Regions from separate parts of the Homo sapiens genome. Here region 1 is linked to region 2. Evidence: chromatin loops called from intact Hi-C (ENCODE). Cell type or tissue: K562. All regions are shown on one strand. Each heading gives the region's core, and the rest is flanking DNA. Links, peaks and the distances in the headings are about the cores only.

What was found. Hi-C counts contacts between places; a loop is a spot of excess contacts. Peaks named below come from ENCODE experiments on the same cell type or tissue, not always from the same donor. Only the 100,000 strongest peaks of a DNase experiment are listed, where the experiment ranks them.
Region 1: a loop joins it to region 2, with 5 times the contacts of the local background. A loop is called at or near these places in 2 of 110 quality-filtered maps.

The regions. Positions count from the first base shown.
Region 1 is chr5:139,783,295-139,791,620 of GRCh38, forward strand. It overlaps a transcript of PSD2 not described here. Among named protein-coding and RNA genes, the nearest start is that of PSD2, 8.4 kb to the right of the region's middle. RefSeq lists silencers at 4,244-4,433, 4,814-4,963 and an enhancer at 6,748-7,248. In K562, for the core only: CTCF peaks have their summits at 4,337 (motif pointing right) and 4,830 (motif pointing right); DNase peaks (open chromatin) are centred at 4,377 and 4,887; H3K4me3 peaks cover 458 bases; H3K27me3 peaks cover 3,775 bases.
Region 2 is chr5:140,353,379-140,361,657 of GRCh38, forward strand. SLC4A9 (solute carrier family 4 member 9) reads left to right here and starts at 6,816. Exons shown (of 22, transcript NM_031467.3): 1 at 6,816-7,088; 2 at 7,434-7,594; 3 at 7,876-7,989. The coding sequence starts at 6,859. In K562, for the core only: CTCF peaks have their summits at 4,454 (motif pointing left) and 5,694 (motif pointing left); DNase peaks (open chromatin) are centred at 4,423 and 5,703; H3K4me3 peaks cover 313 bases.

The DNA of each region.
Region 1 (8,326 bases), core at 66-8,065, 570 kb before region 2:
AGCTGGGCAGGGTGGTGCGTACCTGTGGTCTCAGCCACTTGCGAGGCTGAGGCAGAAGGATCGCTTGAGCCCAGAAGTTGAAGGCTACAATGAGCTATGATTGCACCACTGGACTCCAGCCTGGATGACAGAACAAGACCCTGTCTCACAACAGATGCGTCCATATTGTAGCAGGTGTCAGTGCTTCCTGTCTTTTTAAGGCTGATGTTCCATTGTATGGATGTAGCACATATTGTTAATCCATTCACCTGTCGATGGACACCAGGTTGTTTCCACCTCTTGGCCGTCATGAGTAGTGCTGCTCTGAAGTTTATGAATTGTAGACAGGGTCTTGCTGTGTTGCCCAGGCTGCTTGTTAACTGTTATTTCATAACCCTGCTGTTGGGTTCTCCCCAGTCTTTTCCACGAAAACGGCTCTTGTCAAGGTCCCCAGTGGCCTCCATGCTGCTAAAGCCAAGGGAGATTTTCAGCTCTTGTTTCACTTGATTTCATCGGCAGCTTCTGACTCACTCAGTCTCATTTCTCCTCGATATTGTCTCTTTGTTTGGCTTACAGGATTTCTTTCTTTTCCTCTGCCTCTCTGCACAGATGCTTTTTCTCAGTCCCTCTTCTTGTTTCTCCCCTTTCCCCTTTCTCCTTCTGCTAGCTCTTTTTTTTTTTTTTTTTTTTAGACAGGGTCTTGTTCTGTCGCCCATGCTGGAGTGCAGTGGCATGATCTCGGCTCACTGCAGCAACCTCCTGGGTTCAAGTGATCCTCCCACCCTAGCCTCCCAAGTAGCTGGAACTACAGGCACGCACCACCACACTGGCTAATTTTTGTATTTTTTGCAGAGAGGGGTTTTGCCATGTTGCCCAGGCTGGTCTTGAACTCCTGACCTCAAGCGATCCACCCGCCTCTGCCTCCCAAAGTGGTGGGATTACAGGTGTGAGCCATTGCGCTGGCCTCCCCCAGCTCTTAATGTGGGAGGGCCTCAGGGGTCCATTCTTGGTCCTGTGACACGGCCCTCCCCGACTCCTGTGGTGACCTCACCCACTCATCCCCAATGTGTATCTCCACCCAGACTTTTCTGTCTGCCACTCTGACATCTCTGCTTAGATCACTAATTGACATCTCGATGGCCTCCTAACTGGGTTTGGCTCTGATGTCTCCAATCTATCTCTAACACAGCAGCCAGAGGGAGCCTTTAAAAATATAAGTCAGATCAAATCAATTCTCTGGCCCAAAACTTTGGTGGCTCCTGATGTCACTTAGAGTCAAAGCCAAAGTCCTCATCATGGCCTACAACGCCCTCCATCATCTGGCCCCTGCTGCCTCCCTGCTCTCACCTCCCACATCCTTCCCTGTTCCCTTTGCTCCTTGCTGGTCCATGAACATGCCCAGCATATTCCCACCCCAGGGCCTTTGCACTGGCTTTTCTTCCTTCCTGGAAATCTCTCCTGCCATATGTCTACATGACAAATTCCCCCCCTTTTTTTTTTGAGACGGAGTCTTGCTCTGTTGCCCAGGCTGCAGTGCAATGGCATGATCTGGCTCACTGCAACCTCCGCCTCCTGGGTTCAAATGATTTTCCTGTCTCAGCCTCCTGAGTAGCTGGGATAACAGGTGTGCACCACCACGCCTGGCTAATTTTTTTTTGTATTTTTAGTAGAGACAGGGTTTTAGCATGTTGGCCAGGCTGGTCTCAAACTCCTGACCTCAGGTGATCTGCTCACTTCAGTCTCCCAAAGTGCTGGGATTACAGGCGTGAGCCACCTCGCCCAGCCTACCTCTTTCTTGTCTTTTGTTCAACTTCATCCTTTCAAAGTGCCCACTGATAATACTCTATTTAAAGTTGGAACACCTCTCACTCTGTCTACCCTTCTCATCCCCTTTCTTTGTCTTCTCTTCTCCTCTCCTCTCCTCTCCTTTCCTCTTCTCCCTTCTTCCCTCCCTTCCTTCCTTTTTTTTTTTTCAGGGTCTGCTCTGTTGCCCAGGCTGGAGTGCAGTGGTGCTATCTCGGCTTACTGCAACCTCTGCCTCCTGGGTTTAAGCAATCCTCCTGCCTCAGCCTCCCTAGGAGCTGGGACTATAGGCATGCACCACCATGCCTGGCTAATTTTTGTATTTTTAATAGAGATGGGGTGTCACTATGTTGGCCAGGCTGGTCTTGAACTTCTGACCTCAGGCAATCTGCCTGCCTTGGCATCCCAAAGTGCTGGGATTACAGGTGTGGGCCACCGTGCCCGGCCCTCATTGCCTTCCTGATGGCCTGTTTTCCCTGTGATGCTCGTCACTGTCTATAATATTATATACTTCACTTACTTATTATGTTTGTTTCTTCTCTCCTCCCACCTCCATTGGAAGCATGATTCAGGAGGGCAAGGATTTTTGTGTTTTTTTGTTTACTGATATGGCTCACCTAGAATAGTGCTTGGTACATGTAGGGACTCAATATATATTTGTTGAATGAATCAGTGAAGGAAGGAAGTATGATAATGTGGGAAGGGGTCTCCAATCTAAAAATGGGTTAGATGCTGGGTGCAGTGGCTCGCGCCTATAATCCCAGCACTCTGGAAGGCTGAGGTGGGAAGATCGCTTGAGGTCAGAAGTTTGAGACCAGCCTGGGCAATGCAGGGAGACCTTGTCTCTACAAAAAATTTAAAAATTAGCCAGGAGTGGTGGCATACACCCGCGGTCCCAGCTACTTGAGAGGCTGAGGCAGGAGGATCCCTTGAACCCAGGAGTTTGAGGTTACAGTGAGCTGTGATCACACCACTGCACTGTAGCCTGGGTGACAGAGTGAGACCCTGTCTCAAAATAAATAAATAGCCTGGGCGCTGTGGCTCACACCTGTCGTCCCAGCTCTTTTGGAGGCTGAGGCAGGAGGATCTCTTGAGCCCAGGAGTTTGAGATCGGCCTGAGCAACATAGTGAAACCCTGTCTCTACAAAAAATTCAAAAATTAGCCAGGTGTGGTGGCGGGTGCCTGTAGTTCCAGCTACACAGGAGGCAGAGAGGTGGGGGGATCACCTGAGCCCAGGAGGTTGAGACCGGAGCGAACAAAGATCGCTGCCACTGCACTCCAGCCTGGGGGACAGAGCAAGACCCTGCTTCGCTTTATTAAAAATAAATAAATAGATAAATAAATACATTTTTAAAATGAGTTAGGGTCAAGAAAAGGTGGCTTTCTGGTATGCCCAGGTGTCATGGACATTAGAGCTGTTTGCTGTGCAGCAGCTGTCCCCATTCTCCTGAAACATTCCCCCATTTTCCTTTGGGACAAATCCCCACCCACCATCAGTCAGTCCATGTGGTGGATCACCTGCGGCTGACTCCAGGCTTCACTTCAAAGGGGCAGTGACTCTTGGTGACTCAGTGATTGGTTCAGGGCTGGGAGCATTTCACATTTCACCATGTTGCCCAGGCTGGGCCGATGAGACTGAGTCCTGAGACTTCTGCTTGTACTGCACTGTTGGAATGGGGACGGCTTCTTCCCTCAAAGCTGGACGTAAGCTCAGACCTGCCTTAGCCAACTTGACGCGTTTTTGGAAGAGCCTGCCTGGAAATGAAGGCAGTGCAGAAGAGCACTGGGCTACAGATGTGGAGAAAGATCACATTTGAAAGCCTCTTCTGTACTGCCTGACCTACTCCTAAACTTGACTTTCCATTTAGAGAAACCCCTTTTCACTGATCAGTTTGAGTTGGGATTCTGTCACTCGCACAACCACTTACAGTACACCTCCACGAGCATCCGAACCGGGGAGTGAGGAGGGACGGGTTGGGGCCTGGGGGGTGTGTGGGATGTGTGGCCCCAGTGGTCTTCCCAAGTGAGAGAGGCTGAGCACATGGAGGGCACTCACTTAGCAGTGCTAGATGGAGGTGGCATGAAAACAGATTGCCTTGGCCTTGTCCTAGAAGCGCTCTCAAGCTGTCAGCGGAGAAGGTCATGGGCATGAACGGGGCAAACAAGACCAAGGGCTCCTACCATGCCTGAGCTGCAGGCTAAGCTGAGATGGATTCTGCCCCTCCACTCCACCCCCACGCCCCAGTGCAACAGAAAGCCCAGTTCCAGCACAGACGAAGGGGGGCCTGGGCTCTGCCACTTACTAGGGGTGCTCTGGGGTAAGTCACTGAACTTTCTGAGCTCGTGTCCTCATAGGTAAAATGGCAATCATGTCCACTTCATAGGAGTGCTGTAAGGGTGAAATGAGGTCATGCGTGGCAAGAACTCAGCATGAGCCTGGCTCACAGAACACTCTCAGCAGCAGTCAGCTGCCACAACCAGCGTTTGTTGGTGTTCTCTCCCAGCTAAGGAGTCCGCCTGGTGCCGCGGGTGCAGTTTCCAAAAACACCAGCAGGTGGCGCCCCGACCCCAAAAGAGCCCCCGTCGCTGGCCTTCCCAGGGCCGGGAGGGGCTGGGCTGGGCGGCCTGTTGAATCTCGGCCAGTTAGACCCGCGATCTTTCCCGCTGCACGGGGACCCGTGCGTGAACTCCTCTCAATTCTCTGTGGTCTCTGGCACAAGGAAGAGGGGGTCTGGGTCACCATGGGATAGTTGGGGAGCCTGTTTTCCATCCGTGTTGTGTAACGGCACGGCCTTCGGAGACAGCCTGGGCAAAGTTGAGGAAATACCCGGGTTGGAGCGGATAGGAGACTTTGAGAACGGGCGGGATCCCGACGCGCAGGCTGATTTTTGAGTGCCTGCGGCTGAACTCGGGGCGCCGCTGGGCCTGGTGCTGCGGTAGGAGGATGACCCATATGACCTGTATTCGCTTCCTTTCAGAGTGCGGGCGAGCGGGGCTGCGCTTCGCGGAAGACTCCGCGCAGTGCTGGGCACTGGGACGCGGGGAGTCTGGAAATTCTGCGTCTGGCCAGCAGAGGGAGGCGGAGAGCCCGCCCCCCCCGCGCCCCCCCCCGAACCCGTGCCCAGGCCTGGCCCGGCTCCCCCAGCCCGAGCTCCCCCTGCGGGAACCTTCCCGGCTTGGCCGCTCCTCCCTGGGCAGGACTCGACATGTCCCGTGTCCCTTCATTTTGGAAAAAGTCTTGCCCTCCTCTCCCCGCCCAGCTTCTTGGAGGAGCGCGTGGGTTAAGGGGAGGGTCAGTTTCAACCCGAACTCAACCCTAACCGCGCCGCGCGCCCCGCTCCCTGGGCCTCAGTGCGGGTGATGGCACGGACTGGCCACTCTAATTCTAGCAGCTGCGAATTCCTGGGACAGGGTGGGGTGACCTCCACTAGGGTAGAGACTGGGGGGGGCACAAGGGGCTTCTCCCCCTAACCCCCATCAACCCAGGCCTGGACGGCCAGCTGGACCTCCGGAAGCGCGGGCTGCCCACCCCATACCACCCCGGCCAGTTCCCGGGACTCTCCTGGACAGGCTCCCGGAGGCCCACAAAGGCCCTTAGATGCCGTTCTGGGCCAGGCTCTGCCGGGGCCCTGGGCCGGCGGCCGGCTGCCGGCTGGCTCTCGGCACTGCAAGTCCCTGGCACTCCTGTGGGGCTTTGTCCACCAGCCCTGGCCCCATGCTGGCCGGGCCTCGTCGCTGGGGGAGGGATTGCACAGGCAGGTCGTAGAGCTTGGGCAGTCTCCCTTTCTCCAGCCCGTGGCCTTGCTCTCCTCCAGGTGACTGGCCCCTTACCTCAGCCTTGCTGGCCCCCACAGCCAGGGCTGTCCAGTGAGCAAAGAGTGTGAGTCCTCCCCACGCTCCCTCCTGGCTAACATGGGAGTGGTGGGTCACGTTGTCCTCGTTTGCAGACCAGACCGGGGGCTCCAGGGATCTTCCCCAGGCCTCCGTGGCTCCCTGCCCCGGCTCCTGACTGCACGGTTTCCCTACTGTGGGCCTGTCAGGGTTGCGGCCCAGGCATGCGTTTGTCCCTGGCCACTCACTCTTTCATTCATTCTTCGGTTCATCACTCTTTGGATACCAACTTCATCCAGGCCCTGGGCTCAGGGAGGAGCTGGGGACTGAGAGGGAGTGTGCAGGGTCCTTGCGCTCATGGAGTGTCCAGTCCAGACAGTCACGACACAGTATGACATGTGCTGTGATAGAGGCAGACCTGCCCGGCCTGGGGGCACCTCCTCAGAGAGGCCTTCGCTGAACACCTGACTGAAGTAGCCCTACCCACCAGCCAGCTGCAGTCACACACCAGGTTTTGTTTGTTTGTGTGTTTCGAAGCCCTTCTAATATTTACAGCTGACTTCTTCCTTTATTAAGGAAGGATCGCTAGAGCCTGGGAGGTCAAGGCTGTAGTGAGCCGAGATCATGCCCCTGCATTCCAGCCTGGGTATTCCTGTCTCTAAAAGAAAAACAAAAAACAAAACAAAACAAAAACAAAAAGAAACTCACTCAACAAACTAGGAATAGTGGGCACTCATTATATGAGTGCTTCAGTAAATGCCCACTGGGTGCCAGGCACTGTTCCAGCCCCCTGGGAATCTACAAGGGAGAGAGGAAAATTCTTACCCTCATGGAGCCTATGGCCTAGTGATGGCAGCGGTGGTGGGGACACAGACCATTCCCAGAAAGGACAAGCATATGGTATATACATATGTGTTATGGAGGAAAAGAAGGCGGGGAAATGGGAGATGTGGATGAAGGAGGGGGTAGAATTTTAGTAGAGTGGTCAGAAAAGGTGACATTGGAAGAGAGCGCTGAAGGAAGTGAGGGGTGGGCGGTGCGGATACCTGGGGGAGGAGTGTTTTAGGCAGAGAGCAGCACGGGGCCGGGCGGGCGCTGAGGTGGGAGTGTCCCTGGTGCTTTGGAGGAACAGGGAGGGGACCGGTGTGTCTGCAGGAGAATGAGGTCAGAGGAGTGGTGGGGGCCAGATCTTATGGGATTTTGTGGCCTGCGTAAAGACTTGGTTTGAGTCTGGGCACGGGAGCTCGCGCCTGTAATCCCAGCACTTTGGGAGGCTGTGGCAGGAGGATCACTTGAGCCCAGGAATTCGAGACCAGGCTGGCCTTGTGGTCGTGATGTTTACGGCAAAGAGGAAGAGGAGGTCAGTGTGGGTTGGGTTAAGATGGAACTGCTCTTTGGATATCCTAGTGGCAACTTCAGGTCAGCACTTGGGTGTTGGGGTCTGACCTCAGGTGGAAAGGTCCAGGTTGGAGAATCACACACCGAGAAGCTTCAGGGTTTAGCTGGGCTTTGAAGCTGGGCTGGGGTCATCATGGGAAAGAGTGAGATGGAGAAGACCGAGGACTGAGCCCTGGGAGCTCTGGCATTGGAGGTCAGAGAGGGGCGGAGAAACTAGCAAAGGAAGATGAGAAGGTGCAGCCAGAGAGGCAGGAGGAAAAACATGACAGTGAGGAGTCCTGGAAGTCAAGGGAAGAAAGTATGTCAAGGAGGAAGCGGGGATGAACGGTGTCAGATGCTGTCAGGAAGCTAAGACCAGGCCTGTGAATGGACTTTTGGATTTAGCATTGTGGCAGTCACTGAGGACTAGGCCACAGTCTAGCACCATGTACAAACTTTAGAAAATGGTGGCCATGGCCGGGTGCTGTGGTTCATGCTTGTAATCCCAGCTCTTTGGGAGGCTGAGGTGGGTGTCCTGAGGTCAGTTGTTCAAGACCAGCCTGGCCAACATGATGAAACCCTGTCTCTACTAAAAATACAAAAAATTAGCTGGGTGTGGTGGTTGGGTGGGGGGGAGCGCCTATAATCCCAGCTACTCGGGAGACCGAAGCAGGAAAATCGCTTGAACCCAGGAGGTGGGGGGTGCAGTGAACCGAGATTGCACCATTGCACTACAGCCTGGGCAACAAAAGTGAAACTTCATCTCAAAAAAATAAAAAAAGAAAAGAAAATGGTGGCCATTCCAGGTGGACCTGGCTACACAGGCAAACAGAAGGTGGATACCTTGCTGTAAAGAAAAAGGCACTCTGCACAGTGGCTCACACCTGTAATCCTAGCACTTTGGGAAGCCAAGGCAGGAGGATCACTTGAGCCCAGGAAGTCAAGACCAGCCTGGGCAACATGGCGAAACTCCATCTCTACAAAAAATATAAAAATTAGCTGGGTATAGTGGTGCATGCCTGTAGTCCTAGCTACTGGGGAGGCTGAGATGGGAGGATCGCTTGAGCCTGGGAAGTCAAGGCTGCACTGATCTGAGATCATGCCACTGCACTCCAGCCTGGGTATTCCTGTCTCTAAAAGAAAAACAAAAAACAAAACAAAACAAAACCAAAAACAAAAAGAAACCCACTCAACAAACTAGGAATAGAAGGGAATGAACTCAACATGATAAAGGGCATTTATGAAAAACCCACAGCTAACACTGTACTCAGGTTGCAGCGAGCCATGATTGTGCCACTGCACTATGCTGGCCTGAGACCCTCTCTCAGAAAACAA
Region 2 (8,279 bases), core at 280-8,279:
TCTTGCTCTGTCACCCAGGCTGGGGCGCAGTGGTGCGACCACAGCCTACTGCAGCCTTGACCTCCCAGGCTCAAGTGATCATCCCACCTCAGCTTCCCAAGTAGCTGGGACTACAGGTGCACCACCATGCCCAGTTAATTTTTTTTTTATTTTTAGTAGAGATGACATATCACTATGTTGTCTGGGCTGGTCTCCAACTCCTGAACTCAAGTGATCCTCCTTCCTTGGCCTCCCAAAGTGCTGGGATTACAGGTGTGAGCCACCACGCCCAGTCAGACAATTTCTTTCCCTTCCAATTTGATTTAATTATGGGGCTCTCTAGTCATTCTTTATTTTCATTTTATTTCAGAGTTGGGGTTTCACTCCATTGCCTAGGCTGGAGTACAGTGGTGTGATGACAGTTCATTGCAGCCTTGAACTCCTGGGCTCAAGCAACTCTCTTGCCTCAGCCTCCTGAGTAGCTGGGGACTACAGGCACATGCCACCATGCCTAATTAAAAAAAAATTTTTTTTTTCGGTAGAGGCGGGGTCCGGCTATGTTGCCCAGGCTGGTCTCAAACTCCTGGCCACAAGTGATTCTCCTGCCTTGGCCCCACAAAGTGCTGGAATTATAGGCATGAGCCACCTCACTCAGCCCATTCTTTAAATATTTACTTGTTATCTATGTCTTTTATTGTAAGCCGCCTTTAAATCTTTTCTGGAAGTAGGAGGAGCATAAATAATGAAGGTGAAACTCAAATATCATGCACCTGCAGTCTCCTTCCTAGTACTTTCTGAGTCGGGAAGTCTAGGTTGGAGGGGCCTGGAAAGCCTGAGTCAGAGCAGTTGATGGTGGGCTCAGGTGGTCTCATCCTGCAGACTAGATGTCTCTGACACCTCATCCTCTTTCCCCTCAACGGTCTTCACCTTTGTGAAGGAGTGTGGGCACTGTGAGGAGTCGAAGCAGATTCCAGCTATCAGAGCCCACTCCAAGTCTTGGTTGGATCTTGGTGGCCTGGGTTAAGAGTGGGTCAAGGAAGGGCACCCTAGCTCTGGGGTCACAGAAGTCCAAAGCTACAAGTGGAGAGACTCCTTCCACACAACACACACTCCTGTAGCACGCTGTCTGCATCCCTCAGAGCAGAGGCTCTGAAGCTCAGGCTGAGGCATCAGACTGATGCCGTTTTGAACCCTGGGTGTACTCGCTCCTAGCTCTGCTTTGGGCAGGGTACCTCTCTGAGCCTGTTTCCTCATTCAGAAGTAGGAATGATACCTACCTCAGAGGGCTTCACTATTAGGATTATCTCACTGAGATAATCTGTGCAGTGCCAAGGCAGCACCTAGAACACAGCAAGTGCTCAGTACCTGGCAGCAGCTGGGCATCCTAGTCTACCTTGGATTGGTAATTCTCATGCTCTTGTTTGCTTCCCCCAGCGGTGAGCTCCTCCAGGCAAGAGTGTGCATTAAACCTCGGCTCCTGGCTCACAGGCTCAGGGACCATGGCAAACTGCTTAATGTTTCTGAGGCTCAGTGTTCTTACTAGTAAAATGGGGATAATGAAGTCTACTTCAAATTTTGGGTGTGAGTAAAATTATTAACAGTGGTCATTTTTGGGTAAGGGTATGATGAAAAAATTTATGTTTTGTAAGCATTTTTCTCCTATGGGCATTTTCTGTTTTTTTCTTCTGTAACAAACATGAAATATTTGTGTATTTTAAGTCACTTTTCAAAACATGCTTCTTCTTAAGAAAGCCACTGGGTGTGGTGGCTCACACTTGTAATCCTAGCACTTTGGGATGCTGAGGTGGAAAGAGCTCTTGAGCCCAAGTGGTAGAGACTGCAGTGAGCTATGTTTGCACCACTGTACCCTAGCCTGGGCAACAAAGCAAGACCCAGTCTCCAAAAAAAAAAAAAAAAAAAAAAGAAAAGAAAACTTAAATGTATTGAGTGCTTACTATATTTTAGGCATTGCTCTAAGCACTTTTTTTGTTTGTTTGTTTGTTTTGTTTTGTTTTTGAGTCTCACTCTTGTTGCCTAGGCTGGAGTGCAGTGACATGATCTCGGCTCACTGCAACCTCCACCTCTCGGGTTCAAGTGATTCTCCTGCCTAGCTGAGACTACAGGCATGTGCCACTAGGCCCAGCTAGTTTTTGTATTTTTAGTAGAGACGGGGTTTCACCATGTTGGCTAGGCTGGTCTCAAACTCCTGACCTCAGGTGATCCACCGCTTCTGCCTCCCAAAGTGCTGGGATTACAGGCGTGAACCACCGTGCCCGGCCTCTACACACTTTATACACGTTATCTCTAATTCTCACAACACTCCTCTGAGGAAGTTAGTATTTACACCCTAGTTTTATAAATTGGGCTTAAGGAAATTGCACAATTTGCCCAGCTCGTTGTAAGTAAACCTATAAATGTGATAAAATTGCATAAAGCTACACACATACACACATGAGTGCATATGGAAATTGGTGAAATCTGATTAAGGCCTGCAGTCTATTTAACAATATAGTACCTATGTCATTTTTCTGGTTTTGATATTGTACTACTGTCATGAAAGAAGTTACCACCAGACGAAGCTGGATGAAAGCTGGAGATTTGCAATTTCTTGTGAATCTATAATTAGACTCACATTAATAAATATTTTAATTTATGTTTATTTATATATTTATTTTTTAATGAGTGAAACAATAAGTTTGTTTTTGTTTTGTTTTGTTTTGAGACAGGGTCTCGCTCTGTTGCCCAGACTGGAGTACAGTGGCACGATCTGGGCTCACTGCAGCCGCAACCTCTCTCGGGCTCAAGCGATCCTCCCACCACAACCTCCTGAGTAGCTAGCAGCACATGCGTGTGCCACCATGCCCTGCTAGTTTTCTGTATTTTTTGTAGAGATGGGGTTTTGCCATGTTGCTCAGGGTGGTCTCGACCTCCTGAGCTCAAGTGATCCATCCGCATCAGCCTCCCGAAGTGCTGGGATTACAGGTGTGAGCCACCGTGCCCAGCCAATAAGATTTTTTTGTTTTGTTTTTTTAAAGTGTTAAAAACCTTGTAAGGGGCTGGGTGTGGAGGCTCATGCCTGTAATCCTAGCACTATGGGAAGCCATTGGCTTGCACCCAGGAGTTCGAGACCAGCCTGGGCAACATATGAGCCCCTCTCTACAAAATATTTAAAAGTTAGCCAGACTTGGTGGCACGTGCCTGTAGTCCCAGCTACTTAGGAGGCTGAGGCAGGAGGGTCACTTGAGCCCAGGAGTTTGAGGTTGCAGTGAGCTATGATTGCTACTGCACTCCAGCCTGGATGGCAGAGTAAGACCCTGTGTCAAAAAAAGAAAGGAAGAAAGAAAGAAGGAAAATTTAGATTCAGCAAAGATAAACCTCTTCTCCACTTGCCGAAAGTGAGCAAGCCAAGCATCCTATTCCTGAGGCCACTTCCTCTCACTTAAGGTCCAGTGTACTGCATGAAAGTATGATTTGAACCTTGGAAATAATCTACCCCAACTGTCTCCACTTACATGTAAGAAAATGGAGCCTTGGAGAAGGGAAGGGTCTTACTCAAAGACATCCAATAAGTCTGTGACTAAGCCAGGATGAGAACCCAGTCTTTGAACTCCTAGGTCAGGGTTTTTTCCAGCGCCCACACACAGGGCTGCTCACCCACACAGCACATCTTCCCTGGGCCTTGTCTGGGAGACCACTGGTGCCCACAGGCCAACCCTCACCAGCCTACCCAGCCCAGGGCACTCAGGCCCAGAGGTGGAAGTGAGACCTGGGGAGGGTGGAGGCATGGTGGCCCCCTATTCCAGGCAGCACTGTGAGCCAGGGTAGTTGGGGCCACAGAAAGGGCAAGGATAGACACTCTGAACTTTGGCAGGAGTTGGGTGGGAAGGGAACATGTATGTATGTGCATGTGGGGGAGGTACTCACGCCAAATCCTTGCTCCCATCCCCCTCAGGCTCCTTTGAGTCACTTGTCCGTAAGGTTGGGGCACATTCTTGAAGGGAGTGGTCACAGGGGTTCAAGGCCCATTCAGTCCGCAGGCCAGTTTCTATTCCTCCTGGCACTGAAACCACCTCCTCACTCAGACTCAGCACCCCTCCCCAACTGGAAATATAGTGACATGCTCTTCTAATTCCTGCCCTGGGACCTCCTTGGACCAGACGCGAGGCTGGGGGTAGGGCCGGCCTGGGTGCCCTTTCTCAGGGGATGGATTCTTGGTATTCAATATGTGGGGTGTGGCTGACCTACATTCAGATGAGCCTGATTGGCCCTCCCTTCCCCATCCTGTTGTTCTTCCCCAACCCCCCATCTCTCCGGGCCATTCCGCGGTGGGCCAGGGCAAGGCTGAGGGTTTAGGATCTCTCCCTGCCATCTGGGCATCTCCATCTCTGCGCCCCGGCAGGTCTGCAGCCACTGGGCCTAAGGGAGCGGCCCTAGCAATCCGGTCTGAGGGGAGCAGTGCCCTCGTGTGGCCTCCAGGAGAAGCGCGGCTCTTTTCTCAGCCCGGTCCTTTGTATGCTCTCATTGAACAAGTATTTATTGAGAGCCACTACGTGCCAGGCGCCGCTCTAGGCGCCGCGGCCAAGACAGATACCTGCTCCACGGACTGTGCATTTCAGCGTGTGCGTGCGTGGACAGTCAGGCAATAAATGATAAACAAATACATAAATGAGGCAGTTACTAGTAGTGGTAACTGCTAGGAAGAAAATAAAACAGAGAAATGTGATGGAGAGTGACCCAAGAGAGAAACTTAGGGTAGGATGGGCCGGGCGCGGTGCTCACGCCTGTAATCCCTGCACTTTGGAAGGCCGAGGCGGGTGGATCACGAGTTCAGGAGATCGAGACCATACTGGCTAACACGGTGAAACTCCGTCTCTACCAATACAAAAAAAAAAAAAAAAAAAAGAAAGAAATTAGCCGGACGTGGTGGCGGGCGCCTGTAGTCCCAGCTACTCTGGAGGCTGAGGCAGGAGAATGGCGTGAACACGGGAGGCGGAGCTTGCAGTAAGCCGAGATCATGCCACTGCACTCCAGCCTGGGCAACAGAGCGAGACTCCGTCTCAAAAAAAAAAAAAAAAAAAAAAAAGAAAGAAACTTAGGATAGGATGGAAAAGGAAGATTTCCGTGAGTAGCTAACGTCTGAGATGAGACCTAGGTCACAGATTGTCATGTAAGGATATGGGGGAAAGGCTTTCCTTACAGAGAAAATAGATCCTGCAAAGATCCTCAGGCAGGAACAGGTTTTGCAGAACAGGTGAAGGCCAGTGTGGTTAGAAAGGAGTGAGCGAGGGGAGGCTGGTGTGAGATGCCGTCAGAGAGGTGGGTTGGGGCCAGGGTGTGAATCTTGCAGGCCACGACAAGGAGCTTGATTTTTTTTTCTTCTTCTTCTAGGAGTAATGGGAGTGTGTTGGGTGAGTATTGAACCGAAGAGTAATGTGGCTCAACTGCCTTTTGAAAGGACATGTATGGTGTGGAGGATGGACTTTGGGCAAGGGAGGAAGAGTGGAAGCAGGGGGGTTATTACAAGAGACCAGGAAGCTACTGAAATAATTCAGGTGAGAAATGATGGTTGTTTGAATCAGGGTAGCAGTGCTGGAGGTGGGGAGATGTGGTTGGATTATGGGTATATTTTGAAGATAGAGTCAACAGGATTTGCAAATAATGGACCACATTTTCCTTTGCTCATTTAGCTCCAGGAACTCCTTCACTTACACCCCCTAGTGGGCTCCTCCATCCTCACAGGGCAGATCCCAGGGACACAGCTAAATTAGGGAATTCCTAAGTGTTGTTGGACAAAAGAATTTAAGACTCGTTAGCTGGGCAGCCAGGCACAGTGGCTTACGCTTGTAATCCTAGCACTTTGGGAGGCTGAGGCGGATGGATCACCTGAGGTCAGGAGTTTTTGAGACCAGCCTGGCCAACATGGTGAAACCCTGTCTCTACTAAAAATATAAAAATCAGCCAGGCCTGGTGGCACATGTCTGTAATCTCAGCTACTTGGGAGGCTGAGGCAGGAGAATCACTTGAACCCAAGAGGTGAAGGTTGCAGTGAGCTGAGATCACACCACTGCACTCCAGCCTGGGCGACAGAGCGAGACTCCGTCTCAAAAATAAAATAAAATAAAATAAAAGACTTAGCTGGGCATGGTGGCGTGCACCTGTAGTCCCAACTACCTTGGAGGCTGAGGTGGGAGGATCACTTGAGCTAGGAGGTCAAAGGTGCAGTGAGCTATAACTGTGCCACTACACTCCAGACTGGGTGAGAGAGTGAGACCCTGTCTCAAAAAAAAAGAAAAGAAAAGAATTTAAGACTCAGACACTAGGTCTTCCACCATTATCCCATTTAATGGGCAGGTCCTCTGCCTGCTATCTCCCTTACCCTGTCTGGCTTCCATGGACTCAATTATTTATTAGGTCCCTGTTTGTCCAAATAGGTGTGTCTGTGGCCCCAGGGGTGTGTTGGTGACACCCAAAACAGTCCTGGGTGTTTGGTATTTATATTTGATACAAGTGAGGGGGGCAGCAAAATCTGGGGGTACCAAGTCCTCAGACCCAAGCCAATCATTTACTCCTGTTTCTTTACACAAAACACAGTGGGATCAGACCTGATACCACAGGAAATGCACATACACATTTTGGCCCCAGGTTGGGCATTTCTGGAGAGCCTGGGAAAGGCCAGACTAGTCTTACAAATACTCTTATGCCAGCAGGGGGTGGGGTAAGCAAGTAGGGGAGTAGGTGACCGGTAGAGTCTGGAGTCAGCAGGCCTTGTTCTGTTTGTGTTGTGCTGCAGTGGGGGATGCATTATAAATGCAACCAGCCAGAGGGCCCCTGGCTTCAGAACCTAGGACTGTACTGGTTCTGAGATTCTGTGCAAGCCTCATGGAAATGAAGCTGCCAGGCCAGGAAGGGTTTGAAGCCTCCAGTGCTCCTAGAAATATTCCTTCAGGGGAGCTGGACAGCAACCCTGACCCTGGCACCGGCCCCAGCCCTGATGGCCCCTCAGACACAGAGAGCAAGGAACTGGGAGTACCCAAAGACCCTCTGCTCTTCATTCAGCTGAATGAGCTGCTGGGCTGGCCCCAGGCGCTGGAGTGGAGAGAGACAGGCAGGTAAGTTGGATGCAGGCCAGTTCTGTGGGATCCTTCCCCTTCCCCAGCTGGAGCCTCCTATATGTCCCCCAGCGCTTCTTATGGGGCTGCCCAAAATTAGGATTTTCCCAGCTGTGTTCCCTTATTTCAGGGTCTTACCTTCCATGATGCCCAGCCTCCTCTGCAGTCTAGTTTTGAGATCCCCAAGACCCTAGATGAGGGGTGACTGCCAGGGTGGGGGGGAGACTTCACACCACTGGGCCCAGGATGCCCTCATTGCCTTGCCTTCCCTAGCTCCTCTGCATCTCTGCTCCTGGACATGGGAGAAATGCCCTCAATAACACTGTCTACCCACCTTCATCACAGGTGGGTACTGTTTGAGGAGAAGTTGGAGGTGGCTGCAGGCCGGTGGAGTGCCCCCCACGTGCCCACCCTGGCACTGCCCAGCCTCCAGAAGCTCCGCAGCCTGCTGGCCGAGGGCCTTGTACTGCTGGACTGCCCAGCTCAGAGCCTCCTGGAGCTCGTGGGTAGGCTGGGATCCTTTGCAGGAAGGGCCTGGGTAGCCATGCCTTTTCCCCAGGATTTCCCCTCCAAAGTCTTGAAATCTTCCAGAGCCCATCCCTACCCCTCCTAGGATTGTCTACCCTTGTCACAGGGTGGACATGGAAAAGCAGGGTGGAGGAGCAAGTTCATTGGCCCTGGCATTCTGAGACTCCCAGAAGGGAAAGGTGTCTGGGCAGAGGGAGAAGGGGAAGAGTGTGCGGCAGGGAACTCTCAGGAAGGAGATGACCCCCAATCCATTCTCCAGAGCAGGTGACCAGGGTGGAGTCGCTGAGCCCAGAGCTGAGAGGGCAGTTGCAGGCCTTGCTGCTGCAGAGACCCCAGCATTACAACCAGACCACAGGCACCAGGCCCTGCTGGGGTGAGAGCCCCTCCCTGGGCCCAGGACCAAGACCCTGGTGTGGCAGGGTCTCAGATCTCCCCTGCACCTTCCAGGGCTAGAAGTAGCCCAGGCTTAGTTCAGGCTCCAACCCAGGACTCATGAGCAAGAGGAAACTGGTGGTAATGTTGTGGGGAGAAGATTCAGGGGGCTAGAATCGTAAGAGAGTTCTGTGAAGACATGTACTTGGTAGGCACTAGGCCTACCATTTGATCTTCACAGTATCTCATTTGATCTTCACAACCACCCTGTAAATAGTACCACAATTATCC